3 separate regions of the Homo sapiens genome follow, and regions 1 and 2 are each linked to region 3. A link is a loop called in an ENCODE intact Hi-C map of the cell type or tissue named here. Cell type or tissue: IMR-90. All regions are shown on one strand.

The links. A loop is a pair of places that touch in the nucleus more often than their neighbours do. Peaks named below come from ENCODE experiments on the same cell type or tissue, not always from the same donor. Only the 100,000 strongest peaks of a DNase experiment are listed, where the experiment ranks them.
Region 1: it touches region 3 in a loop (3-fold over the local background); 14 of 110 quality-filtered maps call a loop at or near these places.
Region 2: a loop joins it to region 3, with 2.7 times the contacts of the local background. A loop is called at or near these places in 4 of 110 quality-filtered maps.

What each region holds. Positions count from the first base shown.
Region 1 is chr3:64,339,131-64,347,130 of GRCh38, forward strand. No RefSeq gene overlaps it. Among named protein-coding and RNA genes, the nearest start is that of PRICKLE2-DT, 100 kb to the right of the region's middle. RefSeq lists an enhancer at 5,675-6,256. In IMR-90, no CTCF peak of the experiment used is centred here; DNase peaks (open chromatin) are centred at 1,671, 4,011, 5,861, 6,431 and 1 weaker place; H3K4me3 peaks cover 509 bases; H3K27ac peaks cover 4,267 bases.
Region 2 is chr3:64,459,782-64,467,781 of GRCh38, forward strand. The region is part of intron 5 of LOC105377123 (a long non-coding RNA gene); the gene reads right to left. Among named protein-coding and RNA genes, the nearest start is that of PRICKLE2-DT, 19 kb to the left of the region's middle. In IMR-90, a CTCF peak has its summit at 3,953 (motif pointing left); DNase peaks (open chromatin) are centred at 140, 1,290 and 2,620; H3K4me3 peaks cover 680 bases; H3K27ac peaks cover 1,994 bases.
Region 3 is chr3:64,263,103-64,271,102 of GRCh38, forward strand. It overlaps a transcript of PRICKLE2 not described here. Among named protein-coding and RNA genes, the nearest start is that of PRICKLE2, 42 kb to the left of the region's middle. In IMR-90, a CTCF peak has its summit at 4,836; DNase peaks (open chromatin) are centred at 3,179 and 5,109; H3K4me3 peaks cover 3,020 bases; H3K27ac peaks cover 3,025 bases.

The DNA.
Region 1 (8,000 bases), 76 kb after region 3:
GAATTTTACTCCAGGAAATATATCCAAGAGAAAAGAAAACATATGTTTATGCAAAAACCTATATATGAATATTTATGGCAGCATTATTCATCATAGCTGAAAAGCAGAAACAACCCAAATGCCCACCAACACTTGAATAAACAAAGTGTGGTATATCCATCCAATGAAATATTATTCAGCAATAAAAAGGAATGACATATTGATACAGGCTCCAACTTGGTTGAACCTTGAAAACTATGCTAAATGAAAGAAGCCAGTCACAAAAGACTGAATATTGTATGATTCAATTTATACAAAATGTCCAGAATAGGCAAATCCATAGAGAAAGAAAGTAGATTGGGGACTGCCTAGGGCTCAGGGACGGAGAGGTGGAGGGAAAAGTGAATGCTAATCTTTTTTTTTTTCTTTGAGTTGGAGTCTTGCTCTGTCACCCAGGCTGGAGTGCAGTGGTGCCATCTTGGCTCACGGCAACCTCTGGCTCCCAGATTCAAGCAATTCTCCTGCCTCAGCCTCCTGAGTAGCTGGGATTACAGGCACCTGCCACCACACCTGGCTAATTTTTGTATTTTTAGTAGAGAGGGGGTTTCACCATTAGTCAGGCTGGTCTCAAACTCCTGACCTTGGGTGATCCTCCCACCTCGGCCTCCCAAAGTGCTGCGATCACAGGCATAAGCCACTGTGCCTGGCTGTGAATGCTAGTCACTGGGTGATAAAAATGTTCTGGAGTTAATGGTGACAGTTGAACAACCACGGGAATACACCAAAAAACGTTGAGTTGTATACTTTATATGGGTGAGCTGTATGGTACGTGAAATATATAATATCTCAATAAAGCTGTTGGATAAAAATAAGGGCCTAGGGCCACTTCCATTATTTACCCATCCTAAAGACAGTTCTAATGATTCAGGTCAGAGGCTGGAGCTCAGTCGCTCCCCTTAAGCCTGGCCCAGCCCCACTTCTGTACCTGCCTGCTGTTAAAAACAGAAATATTTTTATTCTTGAGGAAAAATGAATATGATGATGAGTGGCCAGGCAATGAGGTCCCTCCAGGCCCTGGGCTATAATTAACACAGCCACCAGCTCTGAAGCCAGTTCTCCCTGGAATTTTCTAATACTCTCTATGGAAGAGTCAAGCTTCTAGTTTGGTCCCCCTTCCCCAAGGGGGCAGAGAAGCCAGCAAGCCAACTGAGCTTGTGTCTTGGTCTCTAAATAAGAACAATTCAGCCAAAGGAAGATGGTTGGGAGAGAAGTGATTGTTAATGTAGTACAAGTGTGACACTGAATTTCTCTCTTTCTCCTCACCTAATGAGATTTTCATTTTAATTAGGCTGACTCCATCCGCCATCTCTTCTTAAATCCATATACTAATAGAACATGAGATTGCATCCCAATCCAAACTTTCTATCTGGATGGGTTTGAGCAGCAAATAATTTAGAGAAGTTAGACTGTGAAAGGATCTTACTTGTCTAATAATTTAATTAGCCGAGATATTATGGGCAATTTACACTTCACTGATGACATCCCCCACTGCATGAGTTAACGCAGGGGAAGAGCGCTTTAGCAAAACGCTAGGAATGACATTTTCATATACCCCTGAGATTCCAAGGACATCAGCTCACCAGGAAAAGCCAGACAGAAATCTACATGCATGACTCAAAGTAGTCAGTTCCCACTGGTAGTTACTCATGTTGCTTCGGAGGAAAGAAGACTCTCAAATATCGAGTTTAACATAAATACGTCTGTTCCCTGTGTACTTTCCAAATTTTAAATGCTGCAAGTTCTTTCCAGACCTCTAGCTAAAAGGAAAAACAAGGTTAATTGCTCCGACCCCCGCAAAAGACCAGTGCAGACTAGCAAATACGTACATACACAAACACGCACACACAGAGCAACTTGCTCTAATTGTTTTGAGAGGGGTGCAGATTTCTCATGGAGAATCTGGCAAGCTCGCCTGCTGTGTTCCACAGCCATTTCCAACCCCGTGGACTTCTCCTCTCATTTTTTCAGTCAGTACGTAATTTAGACCTGCGAGGATTTAAACTACAGGGCTATAATTTGTTATAATGTGCGTTTCTTTACTTTCTCTCTTTTTTTTTTTTTTTCAGGACAGTTCTAAACTTCCATGGCTCTTATGAATTAAATGAAGATGTAGTAAAGACCTTAAAATGAGGCCTAAAGGAAAAAACAAAAATTCTTCCTCCTCCAGCTCCAGTTGGAGTTCCGAATGACTTCCTAATCCTGCTGTTTCTGGGCCAACCACCCCCACCTTTCTCTATTCCTTTCCTAAGAACCAACTGCATCTCAGCCTGTTCTTTCTTGGCTCTGCCAGAAGGGAGCCCTCCTGCATGCCTGGGACCACCCACAGACTGCTGGCTCTGTTTGGACAGGAGGACCCAACTGCAAAGAGGGAACATCTTGCCTGTTTCCAAAAGGGGGGTGAGTCACCTTGGTTCAAGCAGTCAGCTCTTAGCAGCAGTTACACACTCCCACCCTCACCCCCATGGCCTTACATGGCCAGAGTCTAGGTGGCATCTAGAATAGGGATGTCCAAGTGGCAGCTGATGGACCAATGCTTGGCTGGCCAGAACATAACTACCCACTGAGGTTTATGAAATACACAGATTTCCAGGGCCCGCCCCCAGAGGTTTTGATGCAGAAGGTCCTGGCATGGTAACTGAGAATCTGTCCGAGGTGACATTGATGGACAGCGAGGCTTGAGACCCACTGGTTTGGAACCAAGATACTCAAGGTAAGGTTCTCAAGGAAGTGAGATAAGGTGGAAATGTGGGAGAAGATGTGTCTCTTAACACCACTATCACAGGAGCCTTTCTGGGTGCCTTTTGAAAGAGGACTCACATACTGGGGTATGTGGAGTTGGTCAGAATAGGGTTTTTTAAAAGGTGAAAACTTTGGAATTGAACAGACTTGGCTTCCAGTTTCTCTGAAACTGACAGACCCAACTTCCAGTTCCTCCTTTGTTATTTAGGTGCTGGGAAATCTTGAACAAGTCTGAGCCTCAATTTCCTCAAATGATAAATGGGAATGGTGAGGCTGAGGATGATAAAGGATAATCACTAACAATTACATTGTGCATACTTTGTGCTGGCCACTGTTCTAATATTACAGACATCCATTTGCTGGGATGTTGAGCATGAAGTCAGATATTTCATATAACATGCTCAGCATATTGCCTTACACATTGTTAAAAAGAAGCTACTGTTATGGTTTTATGTCCTTATTTGTCCAGGAAGATAACTGCCCTTACTGTCTCCTTAGGCAGGATGCAAACTTCCACACCCCTCCAGCCAGCAGTTTCCTGGCCATGCAGCCCCCTCTCCCACCCCATCCGTGATCTAGTTTCTCATGCTGTCCCTATAACATACACCTTAAGGTTCTAGCATGAAAGGCCCTGGTTAAGATAAAACTGTTCTTATGGAATAAAATACTTTCCTGTTAGACTTCAGATATAATTTATTTTTCAGACCAATTACTTAGCAGGATCCTAAAGAGTTTAGGATAAAAAAAGAATACAAGGGAAAGCAGAAGTCAAGAGTGTAAACTGGGGTAAAATTTGCATATCCTTTCAAGTTAAGGATCTTCATCTTAGGATCATAGACACGTTGGAAAACCTATTATAATCCATGCACTCTCTCGCCAGAAAATCCTATGTGGGCATGTGCACATATAAAATATTCTGCATATAACTTCAGGAGATTCATTACACTGATGCCCATCAATGGATGCCCTTGGGAAATTGTGGCCTATAAGTTGAAAATCCAGCCTTTTAGTTCAAGGGTTAGCAAACTCTTTCTTTTCAGGGTCAGATAGTAAATCTTTTTAACTCTGGAGGTCATATGGTCTCTGTTACAACTACTCAGTCCTGCCACTGTAACGCAATAGCTGCCACATATGATAATGAAACAAATCACATGGCTGTGTTCCAATGAAACTTTATTTACAAAAACGGGCTACAGTTTGCTGACCCTTGCTTTGAGTTTTGGTATGCCACCATGAGTCATTACCCATTCAGGGAACATGTAGGGCCCCAGGCTTCCACAGAGTACAGTCTGACAAGAATGCTTTCTTCCCTGCAAGCTCCCCCAACAACCCTCTGCCCCCCTGCCCCTCCACCACCCCAGGCTTGGCTAAATACCTTCACAGCTTAGTAGTCTAGATTTCTAGGACTATGGCAGCTTCAAGGAGGTCTTGCTTCTCTCTCATTTAACTCTCTCCCCAGACCCTAAAAGTATCATGCCCTCTAAGCTGTTCTCATTAAAATCTCCTTCTATATAAATGAACCTAACGTCTAAACAGCAATGTTTTCATCCCTTGAAAATGCAGCTGCACATACATTTACAAGATTCGAGTGGAAGTGCTTAACCTAGGGGTATTGGTTCATCCCAAGTAGGTCTTGAAGGGAATAAAGAAAAAGAATAACATGGCCTAAAAACCTAGAGCAGGCCTGGGTTGTCCTAAGTAATTACATAAATTACTTAAGTGGGGTTACCATAGGTTAGAAAATCGCCTTATTAGTTTTGACAAATTTCATGAGAAAACGCTGCATCTTTAGATGCGGCATGATTAAAACATAATCTGCAGACGGCAGGAAGAGAACAGCCACTCCATTTTCCCCTGTGGTCATGTTTTTTTAAAGAACCTTTTAAATAATAGACACGGTTGTAATCAGATGCTACCCAAAGATAGATATGACATTATTAACCATGGAGAAGAGCCTGTTTCTCATCCCTCCTCTGCTAGATTTGCGCTATCCAACACACAGGATATACATCTGGGCTGATAATTAAACATGTTTAATGTTCATCGTAGCTGTTCTATGGAACGTGTTGCCACAGACTGCCTTTTGTATCCTTAGCTTGGACTTACTCTCGGATGAATGTGTGAGTGGGATGTGGGTGAAGTCACCTTGCCAACCAGACAGAAAGACAAAAATCACTTGATTCAAGAACCGTTTGCAGTTTTTCAGCCCAACTCCCAGCTCTCTTTCTTCATTTCCCAGGAATCTTTTCTTAATGTAAAATATCTTCCTGTTGACATGACAGGGAGAGTGGGGGGAAGGCTGGTTTTCATCCAGAGGAAACTGCTGGCTAAAGAACAGTAACTTGAAGTAGAGGAGTCTGAACCCCAAACCACACATGACAAGATGAGCACATTGAGTGTCCCATTTAGTCTGTGATTCAGATGTCTGAGTTCCTCTTACAGATATCTTCTCAGCTACATCATACAATTAAAAAACCCCCTCCATGACCTAACTATTGTAAATTCTTCAGTTCACTCAATTTAAAAACCTTCCAGGGAGCTTCAGCGTGAACAAGAGGCTATTTTTACAGCACCCCCAGGCATGCAAAGTGTTAGAAAAAAGCATCATCCCTCATGGGTCAATTAATTTAGAGGTCAGCTACCTCACCACCTGAAAAGATATATTTGTCTGTCCTGCAAGCATCTACAACTACAGGCAGACATTGTCCAAAGAATGGTAAACAAAGGAAACTTTTTACCCGATAAACATTTGGTCTTGATACGGGAAGTTCTCTTTTCCCAGTGGAAGCAAATGAAAATGCCACTGTTACATTTTTTCACAGGAGATGAGCCTAAAAGATGCCTTTGAGACACCAACAATCTGTATGCTGCAGGCTTTGGTATTTAACACAAGTGAAAGGGGCTTTGCCCTGCAATGGGAAGCCATGTTTGGTTTTGTTCTTAGAGATCTGTCTGAGTTTCCTAATTAGGAAGACGCCTGGAGAACATCAACAGGTCAAATATTTATTCTCGGAGAAGAGGCCAGGCTCGCCTAACATGCTCTCCCGATGTGTAGGTGAGTCACTTCCAAAGGCAGGAAGGATTACAAGCTGCTGAGTTCACAAATGGCTGCCAAGCTCAGGAGTTAGGGCCTCCTTCCCCAACTGTGCATGCATCACAGCTCACCAACCCACCTGGGGGCTCAGCATGACACAAAGGCTGAGCTCCTGCTCCTGGGGAGGTCAGCTCCAATCACTGGCATTTCAGAAAGCCCAAGAATGTTTGTCTTCCAAAGAGCTAATGCATAAGACCAGTTGGCCTGGAAAGGTTATTACCTTGAAGAATGCTAGGAGTCAAGAAGACAGATAACTGGCACCTATGATGCTAAATCCCCGTTTCCTTGGTTCCAAAATGTTATTCCATCACCCACAATCTGCTCCTTTTCTATTCTCTGCCTCTCTTTCCCTCTTCCTCTCCACCCCACCCCTACACCTTTGCATGAACCCCTTAAGTTCCTTTGAATAAAGCAACACAGCCTTTCCCTCTTGGTCTTTCATCTGTCACTAATTGGGATCAGTATTTTCCAGTTATATAAAGAGTGCCTGTGTGGCTTTATAACATATGCTGACAAATCATTTGGCAAACACTTTCTTTTGTTGCAACAAACTGCACTGTGGAGGACCGTAGCATTGGCAACCAAATATGTACACTCTTAATGAAGCAACAGAGATAAGAAATCCAACTTGACGCTGACTGCAGGCTCTGGGGAGCCAGAATCATATTAAAAAGGAAAATAGTGATCTATTATATAGGATGGATGTTTGTTGGAATGATTTCCAGATGGATCCAGGAGGCTCAAGAAGAGAAATTACTAAAGAATTATGCGAGGTTCACATGAAGGTGCTGTTAAGTCACAATTTATTTAGGAGGAATTTGCCCCAGCCTCATCATGTAATTAAAACCTTATAGAGTGCCTCCTAAAGCAGGATAGTGCACCAGGTTAAATGAGAATAAGAGATTAAAATCACTCTCACTTGAGAAGACATGATGCTTCACTCATTAATTCAGTAAGGATTACTGAGAACCCACTATCTGCCAGGCTCTGTTCTAGGTCCTTGGGATACATCAGTTAACACAAAAAGATTCCTGACCTTGCATTTCGTGAGGGAGGGAGTGACTATATTTAGCAGGGGCAGACAAACAAAAAATAAGTAAATGCTAAATATATTAGAATGTAGTAAGTACTCTGCATAAAGAAAAGCAGTACACTGGGGGAATTGAGCACACCGGGGAAAGAGTGTTAAATTTTAAATAGATTGTCAAAGTAGACCAGGGAACGACTTGAAGGAAGTGAAGGCATTCTAGGCAAAAGGAACAGCTGGTGCAAAGGTCCTGTGGCAGGGGCATGCTCCAGGAACTACGAACAGCCCGGTGTGGCTGGAGCACAGTGGGCCTGAGAGAGTACAGTACTAGATGAGAAATGAAAGAAACTGGGGGTGAAGAAAGGAGCTGTTGATCACATGATGACTGAGGGAGACGGGGGAGCCACTGGAGGGTTTTGATTAGAGACCTGACATGCTTTCCAAGGACCCCTCTGGGGGCTGGGATAGAAGGAATGCTGTTGCTGGAATCCAGGCAAGAGATGACAGTGACCACAATCAGGGTGGTAGCAATGGAAGTGGTGGGAGATGGTCAGAGTCTGTATATATTTTAAGGGTAGAGCCAACAGCACTTCCTGGTGAACTGAGTGTGAGGTGCAAGAGCAAGAGAAGAGTCAAAAGTGACCCCAAAGTTTTTGGCCTGAGAAAAATGAGATAAATGGAATTGTCATCAATTTCTATGGTTGGGATGGGATTTGGGGAGAAGACCAGGAGTCCAACTTTGGCCCTGTTAAGCTTGAGATGTCTGGTAGCCAACGAAGAGGAGACAATGAGGCAGCCACTGACTATGCAAGTCTGAGTTCAGGGAGGTACAAATCTGGGAGTTGGGGGCACATGGAGGATTTAGAGCCATGAGAAGGGTGAGCTCACCATGGTAACAGGCATTTTGTCTACAAAGCCCTCCAAATCCAGAAAAGGTGTTGGATTCTCCTCACTATCCACTTCTGAATCAGAATGCCCCTTAAACAAATGCAACAACAGACAGAAGAGGAGAACCAGCAAACTCTGGCACACATCAATCACAGCCTTGGTCAGCTGAGAATTCAGTAAGATACAGAGTTATGTGAAAGCTTGTGTGAGCCC
Region 2 (8,000 bases), 200 kb after region 3:
GTGTATGTGTGTGTGTGTATGTATTCCTTAAGTCCCATGTCTCTTTGCTTCATTATTTCAACATCTTTTCTTTTTAAAAAAATTCACTTTGATTCCAGATTCATGACTTTGGTGTCTGATTCAACAAAACTGGTCTAAAAGCCCTATTGCACCATACACCCTAGAAATGTGGATGAAACTACAATTCCCCTAGTTTAACCTCTCATTTTACTCATGAGGCAATACGGCTAATACGTGGCTAAAAATTTTAGCCTTGAAAGGGGCCTCAGAAATTAGCTAGTCTTTGTAAAACCCTCGTTGTTGCTAGAAACCTCAGAGATTTAGGAAACCTTTTTGTTATTTGATTTGATTTTTACAAAAACAAAAAACAAACAAACAAACAAAAAAACCCAGGACCAAAAACAAAAAACAAAGGAATTCAAACATTTAATTAGTCATGTTAATTTGTTTTCCTTTCCCTCCAAGCAATCTCCAGGCATTACTAAAATGCTCCCAGGTATTTCCTAAAACAGGTTTACCTCCACCCAGCCCTGTGAACCTCAGCGTTGTCTTGTATCAGTTGCTAGGTAACTGAGGAAGATTTATGCACATCTATTGTTAATTTTAAAGACAATTTTCAGCTCTGCCATAAACATCAGTAGAAGCAGACACCACACTTGCACTGAGACATTCCTCTAGCCTTCCCTGAGATGGGGCATTCCAGGGCATGTCTACAAAATCCAAAATATTCTGGTTTTTTTTTTAAAAAAAAAAAAAAGGAAAATGCTGGTAAATTCCCAGCTGTCTGCAAAAACAGTTCAGCAAATTTGAGACATTTGGGCCCATCTCCAGTACCCTCTTGTGCCAAATCTATTATAAGTTTTATTCAAAGAGTATCATCTGCCCTCCCAGTTTGCCTGCATTTAATTGTGCATTTCAAGTTTGCCCAAAATTTAATATTGTGCTTCTCTCCCCCATTCTTTCCAGCAGCACCAAAATTTAGTCTTCTGTATCCCAGAAGCATCTGCAAAATTATTTCTCAACCCAGTGGTTTCATTACTTTTTAAAGGGTTCTTGTTAAGCCCAACAACCATTTATACTGGTTTTGACCAAATGTATGGATTTTGTTGCCACTGTTTGGGTAAGTGATGGGAGGGACCCAGTTTATATGATGGGCACCCAAACCAATGTTTTATAGAGTGATCATAATTATAATGACCCTTGGCTTGTGGGAAGCAGTTCATGTCTTACTACAAGCTTCCCGGGGCATTCCATCATCAGATTCTCACCACAACCCCGTAAGAAGCATGTTTCGTGGCATCGTCATTCTAGCTTAGATGACTTCCTGACTTCAACACTGCTAGCTGGTGGTCTGGCCTTGCCTCCTCCTAACTCATCCTCTATACAGTCTCCAGAGAGGTCGTTCCAAATGGAAACCCAAACATGCCAGTCTCCTACTTAAAATCAGCCTGATGTTTCATGGTTCACATTTGCAACATGGAAGAGAAGGGCCTCTGTGATCTAGCCCCTGTCTAACTCTTCAGCCTTATCTCCCGTCACTCTTCCCTCACATTTTTTATCCCGGCTGTGCTGCCTTTTATATAGTTCCCTGCACACCATGCTGTCTTCTTGTCCCTGGGTCTTTGTTCATATGGCTTCCTCTGCCAGAGATACCCCACCATGTAATTATTACACTAATGCCCAATACCAAAGCATTCTCTGACCCCATCTCTGTCTCACACCTGAAGAGTTAGATGCACTCTCCTGTGCTTCCAGAATACTCAACGCATATCTCATCAGTGCATCTATGGAATTACTTTATAATTATCTGTTCATCTGTCTGTCTTCTTCTAAACCTAAAACTAAGTGTTTGAGTATTTTCCCAGGGAGTGCTTATACCATCTTCTTCCTCTGAGTATCTCCCAAGCCTAGCACAGTGCCCAGCACATCATGAGCATTAGTTGGTGGCAGGAAGGGAGTAAAAGGGAAAGGGAGGGAGATCATAAGAGGGAGGCCAATAGCACCATTGGCCTGATTCCACAGATAAAGCAGCCCAGCCTCCAAGAAATTCAATGACCCAGGCAACACAATTAGCAAGTGGAATAGCCAGCATTTGAATGGGAGAAAGATCCTTAGAAATAAGTGAACACAGGCCGGGCGTGATGGCTCACGCCTGTACTCCCATCACTTTGGGAGGCCTAGGCAGGCGGATCACGAGGTCAAGAGATCGAAAATATCCTGACCAACATGCTGAAACCCTGTCTCTGCTAAAAATACACACACAAAAAAATTAGCTGGGTGTGGTGGCATGTGCCTGTAATCCCAGCTACTCAGGAGGCTGAGGCAGGAGAATCACTTGAACTCGGGAAGTAGAGGTTGCAGAGAGCCGAGATAGCACCACTGCACTTCAGCCTGGCGACAGAGCAAGACTTTGTCCCCCCCCCAAAAAAAAAAGAAAGAAGTGAATACATCCTTTCATACAGCGGAGAGAGCTTCTGTTTGCATACCTGCAGGGATGGGCTGATCACTGCCTCTCCAGGCAGCCATTTTCATGGATGGTCAGCTAGGCTATGAAACAGTTCATTCTCTGGAGGTGCCAAAGCCAGTTTCCCAGTGATTCGCATCAGCCCGGTTTCACTTTTGTCTTCTGCTGTTAGACATTTCCTCTTGTCAGAGCAGAAACCTCAGACTTCATATTCTGTGGATAAATCACCCTCGAATTGCTCCCCCCTTCCTCAATCACCGCCAAAAAATGCAAAAATAACCAGATTCTTAGCCTAAACACAAGCACTTTCCATGTACTATCTAATCCAAACATCCCAAAAACACAAGTTTAAAAACATGCTGGAGATCACACAGCTAAAAAGTCACAAATCAAGCCTAGACCCCAAGGGGTCTAACTCCAAGTTCATGGACTTAACCACCTCACAATATTCTTGCCTGTCTGAGCCCTTTAGCTATTCAGCAGTGAAAAGCTAAGCAGATTAAAAGCACATAATTCTCTCTCTCTTTCCCTCTCTCTCTCTCTTCCTCCCCTCCCCCTCTTCCTCCCTCTAATACTGGGTTTATGAAGACCTAGCAGACCTCTCTCCTCTGAGGATTATTTTTCAAAATGAGTTTCTTTCTCATCCCCCCTCTCATCCCAAGCCCCATCAGAGGAAGAAAGATCGCTGGGCTGCTGGCTGTGCACATACTGTGTTATTCATGGGGTACGCACCAGGATGGGCCAGCTCATTAGGTTCAAAGCCTCAAATTAATTTTACATTACTGTCCCCAGAGGTGAAAGGTCATTTTTTATCTTCTTAGCCTTATCCACCACCCGGGATGAAATTGGATCTTTAGGAAGGAGGGGACCCTGCTCCCTATTGTACCAGCTGTTGATGCTTCTCTTCTTTGTTGTGAGTGAAATCGCACACACAGAGCTGAGATTTAAAACACACACACACACACACACACACACACACACACACAAACAAAAAAAACACCAGAGGTGGTTTTTGTTGTTGTTGTTTTGAGGCAGGGTCTCACTCTGTTGCCCAGGCTGGTGTGTAGTGGCATAATTATAGCTCACTGCAGCCTCATACTCCTGGGCTCAAGTGATCCTCCCACCTCAGCCTCCTGAACAGCTGGGACTAGAGGTGTGCACCACCACACCTGGCTAACTTTCAAACTTTTTGCAGGGATGGGGTCTCGCTATACTGCCCAGGCTGGTCTTAAACTCCTAGCCTCAAGCAATCCTGTTGTTTCTGCCTCCCAAAGTGTTGAGATTACACACTGAGCCATTGCATCTGGCTGGCGTTGTTAAGTAGGAACATTTTGTAAATTACGGAGCAGAGTAATGATTGAGAGGCTGGTACTGAGTGTGTTGAGAAAGCTAGAGACTGAAACGGACTGCTATTGCCAGGGTGAAGCTGATGCAAACTAGAAGGTGGGAGGCCCTCTTAAATCCTTCAATTTTGCCTTCTCCCTCTGGTGCCTCCTAGTGGCAGAACCAAATGTGGCACCAGCTGGTCGGGAGAAATGGCAGCCCCAACCACTGCATCACAAAACAGTGGTTCGTGGGCCCTGGGGTGAGGGACAACAGCTTAATAATTGGTACTTGCAATCATGTCTATATCAAAGATGTGTTTTAATAACAATTAGGCTGGTTCATGGAGGCTCTGGTGGGTTTGGAGTGGCCCACGTTCATGGGACGTTCCAAGCATGGTCCCAATAACCTCCCAAATGATGAGAGGAGCCACCCCCCAACAGAGAGAGGCTTGGTTTCCAGGTTGGGCTGCCCCAGTTAGACTGAGCTGGATCAAAATTGCAGGGTAGCCCTGGCTGGATCAAAATTGCATTGACGAGGGGAAGAAAGCAGCATTGAACCCTGCCTGCTTGTATTCACAGTAGCTATTGTCTCACCCACAATGGTGTAATCAGAGTGAACACACTGACCAGTGTTTGCTTTCCCCCTCCCCAGCCTTCTCCCAACATTTTCTCCCAGCTCGATGAAGAGGTTTGGCATTCAAAGGATGGGGATGGTGTGTAGTACCGCAAGAGTGATGGGCAATCCCTGGGGAGTAGAGGAAACAGAATCTTCTCTTCATAGCTCCAAGAGCTTCTACACGATGGATGCCCTGCCGAAGGATGAGTTGCCATGCAGCTTTGGAAGACAATACTGTCAGAAAGAGGCAGAATCTTGCCCTTTCCCAAAGCAATGCCCATCAAAAATGCCCCATGAATATCTTGGAGCCAAGTGGCATTCCTTAAAGACAGCAGCTGCCAAACAGCAGGAAAAAGGTCAAGGTAGAAAGGTGGGATTTGGGGGAAGAAAGCAAAATAGAGCCTCTGCAGTTTTAAAAATCAGCTTAATTTCCAATGATATTCACCAGGAAGCTTAATAGACTTAATAGACCCTATAAAGCAGGGCAAAGGGGTTCCATTTATTACACATCATGCTTTCAATTCAGGACTGTTCTTTCTCAAGAACAGAGACTTGGTGGGGCACCCACACCACTAGAGATTAAAGCCCCAGAGTACAACTGAAGACCAGAGCTGGCAAAGAAAGGACTGCTCTAAATCAGGACCCAGCAACCATTCTGCCCACAACTTTTCTGAGTTGAACTGGCCTTGCAGAGGAGGGCAGTGAGTTACCAAATAGCAGCTTGCCAGCCGAACAAGCCCACCTTATCCATTCTGGCCTGGAAAGGGAGAGAAGTTAGAGGTTAGGTCTTTTTGATTTTGGTGGAACACCAATGGCTATGTATTGGGCATCCCTAGCTGGCCAGCTGGTAACTGGTTCTTAGATCTGGTTGAGCTCTGCCCTATAAGGTTCGGTACAGATGTGAAAAGGCTGGTTCCTGGCTTAACATCGGACACAGGTACCCGCAGCCCCTTCAAGGATGATGCAATGAGAACCTGTCATTTTGACTTCTCAACATTCTTTATACCGTCTTCCGGTAAGAGCACCACAAATTCCTGTGGGGAGCCATCTCTTCTTCACTTTCAGCCCTATAACTAAGTGTGGTGCATTGAAATGGATTTTAGGATTTTTATTGAAACCGTCAGGAAGAAAAGAAATCTCTTTTGGTGGCAATGGAAATAGTTTATGCATCAGTCAACTATGGCCACAACAATGCTATATAAAGAGCCCTCATATAGCTCAGCCCCACGTATCAGAAAGTGTTTATTATCATGCTAACAATTTCTCAGATTAGCTGGCATGCCTCTGCTTCCAGCTGCAAGCCTGCATTCAAGTGAAGCAGCTTCTCTCTAAATGTCTTTTTTTTTTTAAAGAGGCTACCTGCAGCATATCCTCATGGTAATTCTACAAGCACAAGAGAAAGCATATGGAAACAGGCAGTTCCTCTTAACACCTAGGCTCAGAACTGGCACGCTGTCATTTACAACCACATTTCTTTGGCCAAAATAGAGTACATGGCTACACCCAACATCAGTGAGATGGCAAATGCACTCTACTGGTGGAAGAGACTACAAAGTCACTGGCAAAAGGCAGGCATGCAGGATGGGTGAGGAGTTGGGAAAAATCACGCATTCACCCCCACAGTGTAAGCTGCCTTTGCTGGTGGCCATTTTGCTATGGGATGGGAAAAGTCTCCCTGAATGAAGCCAACAGGAAGGAAAGTAGAGGCAAGAGATGGAGACTGAGACTTGATAATATTGTTCAAGTCCTTGAATCCTGCTATGTTCTGACTTTTCAATTAAATAATTAAGTCTGTTTCAACTGGTGTCTGTGATTTGCTACAAAAAGACACCTCACCCAACTGTATCAGTCAGCAAACAAGGAAGGTCTAGAGTGTCAAGTCTGAGAGCCGTGGCAGGATTTGAAGGGAAGGCAAGATAGAGCAGCGCGTCCTGCAGGAAGAGCCTAGAAAGGTGGCCAGAGGCAACTGTACGTGGGTTATGGAATGTGGCTGTGCAGGGTGCCCTTGGAAAGCCAGCTGACATGAAGGAAATATGGAAAAGACACTGCATCATTTGAATATTCCGGATCAAAGGAATATAGGGGATCTTGTTTCTCCAGCATCTAATAGATACAAACAACACCAGTGTAGTCCACACTGACATGGCCCATATTGCATAACCCCAAAGTCAGAGCAAAAGTTCTGGAAAAGTGTCAAAGGACTTCTAGGAACATAAGTACTAGAATAAGTCCTTGATCTTGGGATTATTAAAAAAAGAACCAGAGGCTGGGCACTGTGGCTCACAGCTGTAATCCCAGCACTTTGGGAGGCCGAGATGGGTGGATCACTAGAGGTCAGGAGTTTGAGACCACCCTGGCCAATGTAGAGAAACACTGTCTCTATTAAAAATTAAAAAAAAAAAAAATTAGCTGGGCAAGGTGGCACATGCCTGTAGTCCCAGCTACGCAGGAGGCTGAGGCAGGAGAACTGCTTGAACCTGGGTGGTGGAGGTTACAGTGAGCCAACTCTGTGCCACTGCACTCCAGCCTCGGTGACAGAGCAAGACTCTTCCTCAAAAAGAAAAGAACCAGAGTTGGGTGTGGTTGGCTTATTCCTGTAAAACCAGCATTTTGGGAGGCCGAGGAAGGAGGATCACTTGAGCTCAGGAGTTCAAGACCAGCCTGGGAACATAGAAAGACCTCGTCTCTACAAAATGACATATTAAAAAAATTAAGCTTGGCATGGTTGTGTGCACCTATAGTCCTAGCTACTCAGGTGCCTGAGTTGCGAGAATGGCTTGAGCCTATGAGTTGGAGTCTGCAGTGAGATATGATAGTACCACTGCACTCTAGAATGAGAACTTGTCTCTAAATAAATAAATAAAAATAAGGAACCAAAGATTTCAGGGGAGCCGAGGAGACTTTTGGCTTAAGAGGAAGAATCTCTAGGACTCAAACATTTGAGGAGGCTTAGCAGCAACATTCACTACAGCCATTACCACGTATTAAGAACAAGCCATGTGCCAAGCACCAGCCTAAAGATTTGTCATATATTAAAGCATCCAATCCTGCCAATAAACCATAGAAGTAGGTATTTTATGTCCATTTTACAAATGAGAAAAATGAAGTCCGGGAGGTTTCAGACATCTAAGGGCCCTGAGCTGAACCTCTGTCCCGCCCCAAAGCTCTTGCAGTTAACACCAGGCTAGGAGCCTCCCTAATGGATGATTCTTTGTTCTGTCTGACCCTAGAGCTTGGCAGGGACCTTTTAATTAGTACTTCCTTCCTTTGCCCTTTTAATAGCCTTCCGTTCTTTGAAATTTGGGCCCAGCATCAGACTGGAGAGAAAAATATCCTCTCTGTCAAAAACTTTTCTACAGTCTCATTGTAGAGAGCAGTTGTGGCTTCCCCTGCCTGGCACCCAGTCTCCCTTTTTCTGGTAAGAGCAGCCAAGTTTCCTTTGAAAAATCACTTCCCCCAACCTTCAGTCTAGGTGACGGATGTGGGGCTGACCCTGCAGAGCTGATTCTATACCCCTGCTTCTCACCCCAGGGGTAGGCATCTGGGCCATAGTTGCTGATTAGTGCAGTCCATGACCTCAGACAGGCACAGTGTG
Region 3 (8,000 bases):
GTTCCACGCACACATGGCGCCTTTTTTTGTTTTCTTTTTTAGAAGAGCAATTCACCAAACAGGTATTCCCAATATCACAGTAAGAGAACCACTGCTAGAAGGCAACATGAGTAAGTTTTCAAAATGTGTTTAAACAAAGTCCAAAGTGCCTTCTTGGACATTACATCACTTGTACCCGAAGGAGAAAGGGTCGACATGAACATACCATTTTACAGATAATGAAGCTGAAGCTCATGAGGTTAAGTGGTCTGTCCTGTATCCACAATTCTGCAGCAATTAAGCAAGAAAAATCATTCCTGGTCCATGTGCCCCAAAGACTAGGAGAAATCAGGTCAGGCCAAGGGAGAATCAGGCAAGAAGCTTAAATGAGGCTTTGTTCAGTCTCTGCCTCTCCTCTTTACAATATTCCCTTTGAGTTCACTTTCCACAGGATTACACTCAGAATGGGGGGATATACAGAGAATGCAGGAAGGGCTGCAAGTGAGCTCAGGCCTTGAGCATTAGGAAATGGCTTCAACTTTCTGGGGCTGTGTAGGGTGAGGTCTTGTGAAAGGATCCTGTGGGAGGCATTATGGATTGGAGGCAAGAAAGTGGCACCTACATCCAGGTAGAAAGGGCCCTTGATGGAAACATAACTGTCTTAAGAATTCCAAAAGCTGCAGGAATTAAAAGCACTTCACAGTCAATCAGCCTTATCTTGGGTCATCTTGGTTCAGAACTTAAAGAACCCAAGGCAAATGAGCTGAACACTCCTCAAGTTGTTGCCACGAGGGCCTCTGCCCCATGTGGTCTCCCTCAATTCCATCACAGTGGATTGTCTAAATGGGGACCTCATGGACTGCTGTCTACAGAATGCCAGCATCCTAGAGAAGCAGGCTTCGGCAGAGTGGCGGCAGGGCAGTGGGAAGGGTGGTTACTGAGTATAAATTATAAAGAGAAGACCGCCCACCCCACCCCCCACTCCACAACCCGCCAACAATCCACCAAGAGCAAATGCTTGAGAGCACAGGCTGCATTTAAGAAGCATCCCAGGTAGATGCTTGGAATTAGACAGTTGTAGGTCCAGGTCCCCCGCATGGCCACTTGGTAGCCTTGTGTCTCAGGGGAGTTACCAAACCTCTTTGAGCTTATCCTTCATCATCTGTGAAATAGGCTGGCTGATGGCACCAACCCTCATAGGGTTGTCGTAAGGGTTTTTCAGTAATAAAGAGCAAACAGCGACGTGCTTCTCAAGATAAAGTCCAGAGTTCCACCTGGATATTTCTTAAATGCAGATTTCCAGGTCATACTACAGACCTATGAAATAGACTCCCTGAAGGATATCCCTATGCACTATAAAGTCTGAGAAAGACTGGTAAGACGTTAAGTCTGTGCTTGGCAAAAGCTCAGTAAGTTAACAGGCATCATTCTGTTTACTGATGTTATCATTTATAATATGGCAAGATGAGACCTCTTCTCCAGCCTGGACAACTTAGTGTTCAAAATTAGAATTTATCTAACATCCAACTCAACAGATGTTTGCTTATCCCCAGAAGCCTGAACAGAGCCTCAATCATCAGAAAATATAAAACAAAACCAGTGACTAATTACAGCAGCCTGGGTGAATGCAGAGTAACCTTTTGCAAATGTTCCCAAGAGATCAAATAGTAGCTGTTTTAAAGAAAAAGTAGTAAGAAGCAACCTTTGAAAGATGTGATAAGCAATGTCACGTATACGCTCCCTGTGGATTGGCATCTTGCCTGGGAAGATGCTTTGTGAAGAGGGAGAGACCCTAGTGATAGGTACAAGGATTTCTCTACACAGGCTGGCTGTTAAAAGTCAAATATGAAGCAATTCTCAAAGGCCTCTGGGCTAATCTTGCAGGGAGATCATTCATGAGTTTTCCCAGACATTGAGTCCCACAGTACCTGCGTCTGTTCCCTCCGCTACCCCTACATCTTCCATTCTTCTGGAAGTTGTCCAGATTACAATCTTTGCAAAAATGAGCCTTCCTTTGCTGGTCACACAGAGGAGCAGGATATGAAAAAACATCACCAACAAAACAAAACAAAGCAAAAAGAAAAACAAAAAACAAACAAACAAAAAAAACTGAATGGCAATCAAATGCTAAGTATCCCAGAAAAGAATTCCTCACCATTCAGATTTTGAGAAAATAAAAAATATCAAAGAAACTTTTTTGGAACATCACATTTAAACCTCAATACAATTTCCATAAAGTCTCATTATATTCAACTAGGATTACCATTCTGTGTTTTAGTAGCTAAAAAAAATCATTCCCTCTGCTTCCTCTCATTGACATCAGAATATCGCACAGAGTTTATATTCACCTAGCGCTCTCCTACTTTATGATAGTGATAGGAAGTGCTTAATGTGACTGAGTACTTTTCAGGAAAGATTAAGAAAAACAGCCTGGGGAGCACAGCATCTCTGAGATTTGGTTTTCTAAATTATTTTTAAAAACCCACAGATCTCTGCATACACAGCTACACAAAGCAGCACGCATGTCCCTCAGTTGCCTCTTACCGTCTTTTCATTGCCCATTTTCTATATTGTTGATGTACTTCAGGGCAAACCCAACACAAGACCACTTAGCCTGCTCTGCAAACAGCTCCACAAAGACCATAAATGTCACCACCAAATTGGTGAGTGCTAGTTCAAACCTTTGCACCTCTCATTCCTCGACACATCTGTGTCCCTAAGGATAACAATTCTGGCTTAAAAGAAATCTTGGGAAAAGAAGCCAAGAGTTTTTCCTGTTGAAGCTAAGTGGGAGGAGGCTAGTGGGGAAGTGGGCTCGATAAAACTGTCTCAAAAATAAGTTCCATCTTAAGCTCACAGAGGGAATGAGAGAGTTATTTCAGTTTCTTAAATGGAAGTACAACCCCGAAAATAAAAAATAAAAGGCTTGTTGATGCAGAGGCTTGAAAGCCTGTGTGAGATTGAGGGTATCACTGAGGAAAGACTGCCTTGTAACAGAGCTTTCTTGTATTACACCCAAAGCTGTGTACCATCTGAGGCTGATTCAGGAAAATACTCAAATCTCCTGGTAATTTCCTGCAGACAGGACGTTTAATCATCTCCAAGCCTCCACCGCAAAAGAAAAAAAAAAAAGCTAAACCAAATGATTCACACTCTTAAAACGAATCTGCCTTCAGAAGAAGAACGGTTTTCTGGTCTTGAAAAGCAGCCACAATTTGTTATTCTAACAAAGTGTTCCTTTCCTCCAAACAGAAATAAAAGTTGCTCAAGGAGGGCTTGTCCTGATTTCTGTTCTGCATTTCTTGAAACTTCCATCCAGTCAACAGTTTCTCCTGGCAGGTTCTCAGAAATCCAGAGAGAGCTGGGTAGTCAGTGACTAAGAACACAGGATCATTTTTATATGCCTCCCTAACCCCCACTTTTTGGCCCCATGGGAAGATGCTTTATTGTAGGATGAGCAGAATCAGCTGCATATATAAATTCTTCACTGCCCAGCTCACTTGACACCTTTATCTGAATTGCCCAACAGGCTGGGAAGATTTGGCAATTGATGATTTGAAAAGGAAAGGCCCAGATCTTCCCCAAGTGGTATTTGTTCTGTCTGTACAGACAGGGCCATGTCCATGTCTCTAATTACTCAACTAGCTGCACAGATAAAAACATTTGCGTACAGAAAGCAGGGAACTCAAAGTATACAAATGATTCACACCACCTAAACAACTGCAAATAAAGGCCGGCCCAGCAAAATAAGGGCTTCTAGAAGCCAAAATAATTTAATATGGGCGGAAATGGAATTTGGCAATCCACACATCAGACTCTGCTCCAATTTTGGAAGGCATGTCTTCCAGCTGCCTCATCTTAAAAAAAAAAAAAAGTAAACTGACCCTCTGCATTCGATTCTCAACCTCTTGCTTAGGTACACACAAGTGAACAGATGGGTGGGGGGAGCTGAAACCTCATCTTTTAAATCTTACCCAGCACCTACCCACAATCTTTCCTGATTATTTTGGTTTTAAAATTTCCCAGGGCACGGCTGCCCAGGCACTCCAGATTTGTAATCCCAACCTTCACCAAGTCCTGACTCTTCCAGCATCTGAGAGGGTGCATTTGGCAACTTGGAAAGTAAGAATTAACTCTCTCATCTCCAAACTATACACTCCCCCATGTAGAGCTAGGAAGGGCTAGGAGAAGGGCCCTCTCCACCTACCCCAATTCAGAAAGAACACATTAACAAATCCAGAGTTGCTTCATTACCGAAGTCCACCAAGAAGCAAAGAAATGGATTTTTAAAGTTCTGGGAAAATAAACAACTTTTATCTTTTCGGGGATATAAGCTCAAAATATAAAGGTATGTGGGAAGAAGTAAGTCATGTTTTAAAGTAGATCTTCCTGGAGATGTTAAGAAATATTTTGAATAGAAAATAACTAGGTCATTAACAGTAAATACCTTTTAAATATTTAGGGGAAAATGAATTCTAAGAGAATAAAGGCTATTTAAAAAGCAAGTCCAGGGATGTTTTCATGTTCCCTCTTAAGTAGTCCTAATACAATAATACCACCATCGCCTCGTGATATTATGATTACCATTGCTGGTTAATAAAGTGGCTGCGCGAAAGGTGGCTGACACTCAGACCCTCAGTTCACCAGGTCCCCACCGCGGGGCTCCTGACTTCCCAGCGTCTGGGTGGCAAAGCGCATCTCTCCCAGAGCTTAGTTTCCAGCTGCAAGGCCCCTTTTTCAGGGGAGCTCCTGAAACCAGGAGCAAACATGCCCCTGCGCCGCCCTCTGTGCTCCCCGGCTATGGGGGGGCCACTTACCCGGCTTAGCCTTGCATTGCTCCGACGCTGCGGCGCCTCTGCCGGCCCGGGAAACTGCGGGGGAGCCGGGGAAAGGGGGTTGGAGACCCAGGGGCAGGGGTAGCGGCCGCAGCTAAGGAACCCAGCGGGGCGTCGGCAGCCAACTGCCCGGAGCCGAAGGGGGCCCTGCAGGGGCTCCGCACAAGGCAGGTAACATTCCTGGGGCGGCAGCTGCTCTGTGCGCAGCTCCGGATCCAGGAAAATCGCTCAGGTCCTGGGGAGAGGAGCTCCAAGCTCTCTGGGCTGCCTCCCGGCTGCTTAAAGGGACACCTCCCCACCTCCCACTCAGCTTATTGGTGAAAATCTCGAGCCACAGGCCAATCCTAGGCCTGTTCCCAAATTGAGATTTCAATCAAGGGAGCTACTACTTTAAAATTAGAAAGGGCTAATGGAGTGCTGAGCCACCTTTCAAAAGCAGAAGGACACAGGCTCTCTGGCCCTCACACCAGAGGTCCTGAGAGCTGGCAGTGGCTGGAAGAGAAAGATTCGACTGTGCCACGCACACAAGGAACAGGGGGCATGCTGGAATCCTAGGCTTCACCCCTCCTGTGCCCCCCTCAACCCACTGCTGTCCTTCAAGGCTCATCCAGTTTATCACAGACACTGGAGGCCTTCGTGGCTCTCTGCTCTTGGTGCTCCTAAAGCCTTTGCTTATGTCTCTTTTCAGCCACTCATCACATTTTCACTTTTTTGCTTAATCTGTCACTCCCTTTACACTGTAAATTCTACCTAGGTAGGAATGTTTTTATCAAGACATATCACTCCCTACCTGGAACGTCGTGAGCTCTCAGTAAATGTTTGTTTATTGATTGAATGAATGAATACACAAAAGAATGAACAATGGAAATATGTCCCATGTTGGCTATGCCAGTACAATTGTTAATTAAGAGAGTAGTCAAAAGGCCAGGCATTAATTTCACACAAAACTGTGTTCATATATGGACTCTCCCTCTTACAGGTAGGTAACCTGCATTTTAGTTTCCTTGTCTGTAAAGCATGATCATGAAATTTACCATCTCATAGGGTTGTAGTAAAGATTGCATGAGCTCATGTTTAGTCCAGAGGAGGCACTCAGTCAATAACCTCGGACAACTGAACAGTCAATAGCTGTTGTTATCACTGCAATTAAAATACATTTGCTGGAGATTTGGACTGAGTCTGACTGCTGATCTGACTTTGTAGTGAGCACAGTTATTAATGAAACAAACGTGAGTTAAGTGCCAGCTCAGTGCCAGGCCCCATGCCAGGTACTAGGATCATCAATGAAAGATAAAGTCCTTGACCACAAGTAACCCATAGTGGTGGCAGGCGGAGGAGGGGAGAGAAGGAAACAGACGAAGTGAATTATGCTAAATGATATACAAGCAAAGACATATGTAAAGGAATGTTTATTGTAGGATAGTTTATAAGATCAAAATAACTGAAAACATAATTATCCAATAATACAGGACGTTAGTAAATTATGATACATCCATATGATAGAATACTATACAGTCATGAGAAAGAAGAGGAAGAACTAAGTGCACCAGTATGCACTGAGCTCCTCAATACATTGCTAAGTACAGTGCAGATAGTAAAACATATTTCTGCTTGCACAAAACATCTTCATGTATTACGTATGTGCACATACATATGCTGTATATGCAAAAAGTACTTCTAGAACCATGCCTAAGAAAATGATAAAGGTTGTTGTTACTGACAAGGTGATTTGAGGCCTAGGCAGATCTAAGAGGATAAGGACACTAACGTTTCATCATATGTCCTTGTATATTATTTGAACCTTTTACCATGAGCTTGTAACAAGGTCCTGGTTCTGGCAAAATGGCAAATGATGACAACCTGAAAATTCCAACTCTTCAAATACCTAGACATGCTAGATAAAATATAACAAAAATTATTTTAAATGCCTAGCTGACTCACAATAAAGAAAGGAAGGCTGGGCACGATGGCTCACACCTGTAATCCCAACACTTTGGAAGGCCACACCAGGAGGATCATTGAAGCCGTGAGTTCAATATCAGACTTGGCAACATAGCAAGACACCATCTCTACACAAAATAAAAAACTAACTGGTTGCAGTGGTGTGCACCTGTAGTCCTAGCTACTTAGGAGGCTGAGGTGGTTGGTTCGGCCCAGGAATTCAGGGCCACATTGAGCCATGAGGGCACCAATCTACTTCAACCTGGGTGACAGCATGAGACCTTACATAAAACAAAAAAAAACAAAAAAAACAAAAAAAAAACCACAGGAAAATACCAAGAAATAAAGAGGTAATTAAAAACAAGAGTAAGAAGCATGCAAAGTTATGCTGTGGCTATGAGAGAGAGGGAAGAGTGGTTGGTGGCAGACAAAAGGGTTGTCTTGGTTCCCTAGGGGCTAGGATTGTAATGCCCACACAGGAGACAGACAGTGCCTTGGGACAAAGAGAAGCAGGAAGCTGTTACAAGACCTTTGTAGAAAGCCAAAAATATTCACTGAGGGCTGCACCTTCAATGAACAAATAGATTGGAAAAATTGACAACCACCTAGGTAAAACTTGTCTGTCTCTACCTGTATTGTGGGTGAGAGGGAAATGTTTTAACTGAGAATGAGAAATCCTAGGGCTGTGCCTTTCATGAGATTCTAGGAATAACAAAAGTCAAAATCAGGAAGCTCTGACTAAAAAAATTAATATTAAAATTAGTCCTGTTCGTGACATGCCAGGAATGCCTTATAGAAACAAATGAAGATTTCTCTGGCCACTTCTACAACCCAGGCTACAACCAATCCCACAAGCATGAGATCCCAACGGTAAATTATACAACATCCAAGAAACTGATGTTACAAGTCAACAAATAAAAGAATAAGAGGCTCAAGAATTACAGGTCATAAAACAATTGACATTCTGAAAAGAAACATGGAATGAGAAAGTTTATAAGGATTTAAAACACTGAAGCTAAAATTGAAACCCTTAAAAAGAACAAGACATGATGACTACTCCTCTCCATAGATCCACTAAAATTAAAAACTCAAAGGACAGGTTAAATAGATACTAGTAAAGCAAGAAACGTAGATCTCACGACACTACACAAATAAAGCACAAAAGGATAAAGAGTTGAAAAATATCTGAGAGATAAAGAGATATGGAGAATATAATGAGAAGGCCCAACGTCTGTGTAATAGGAC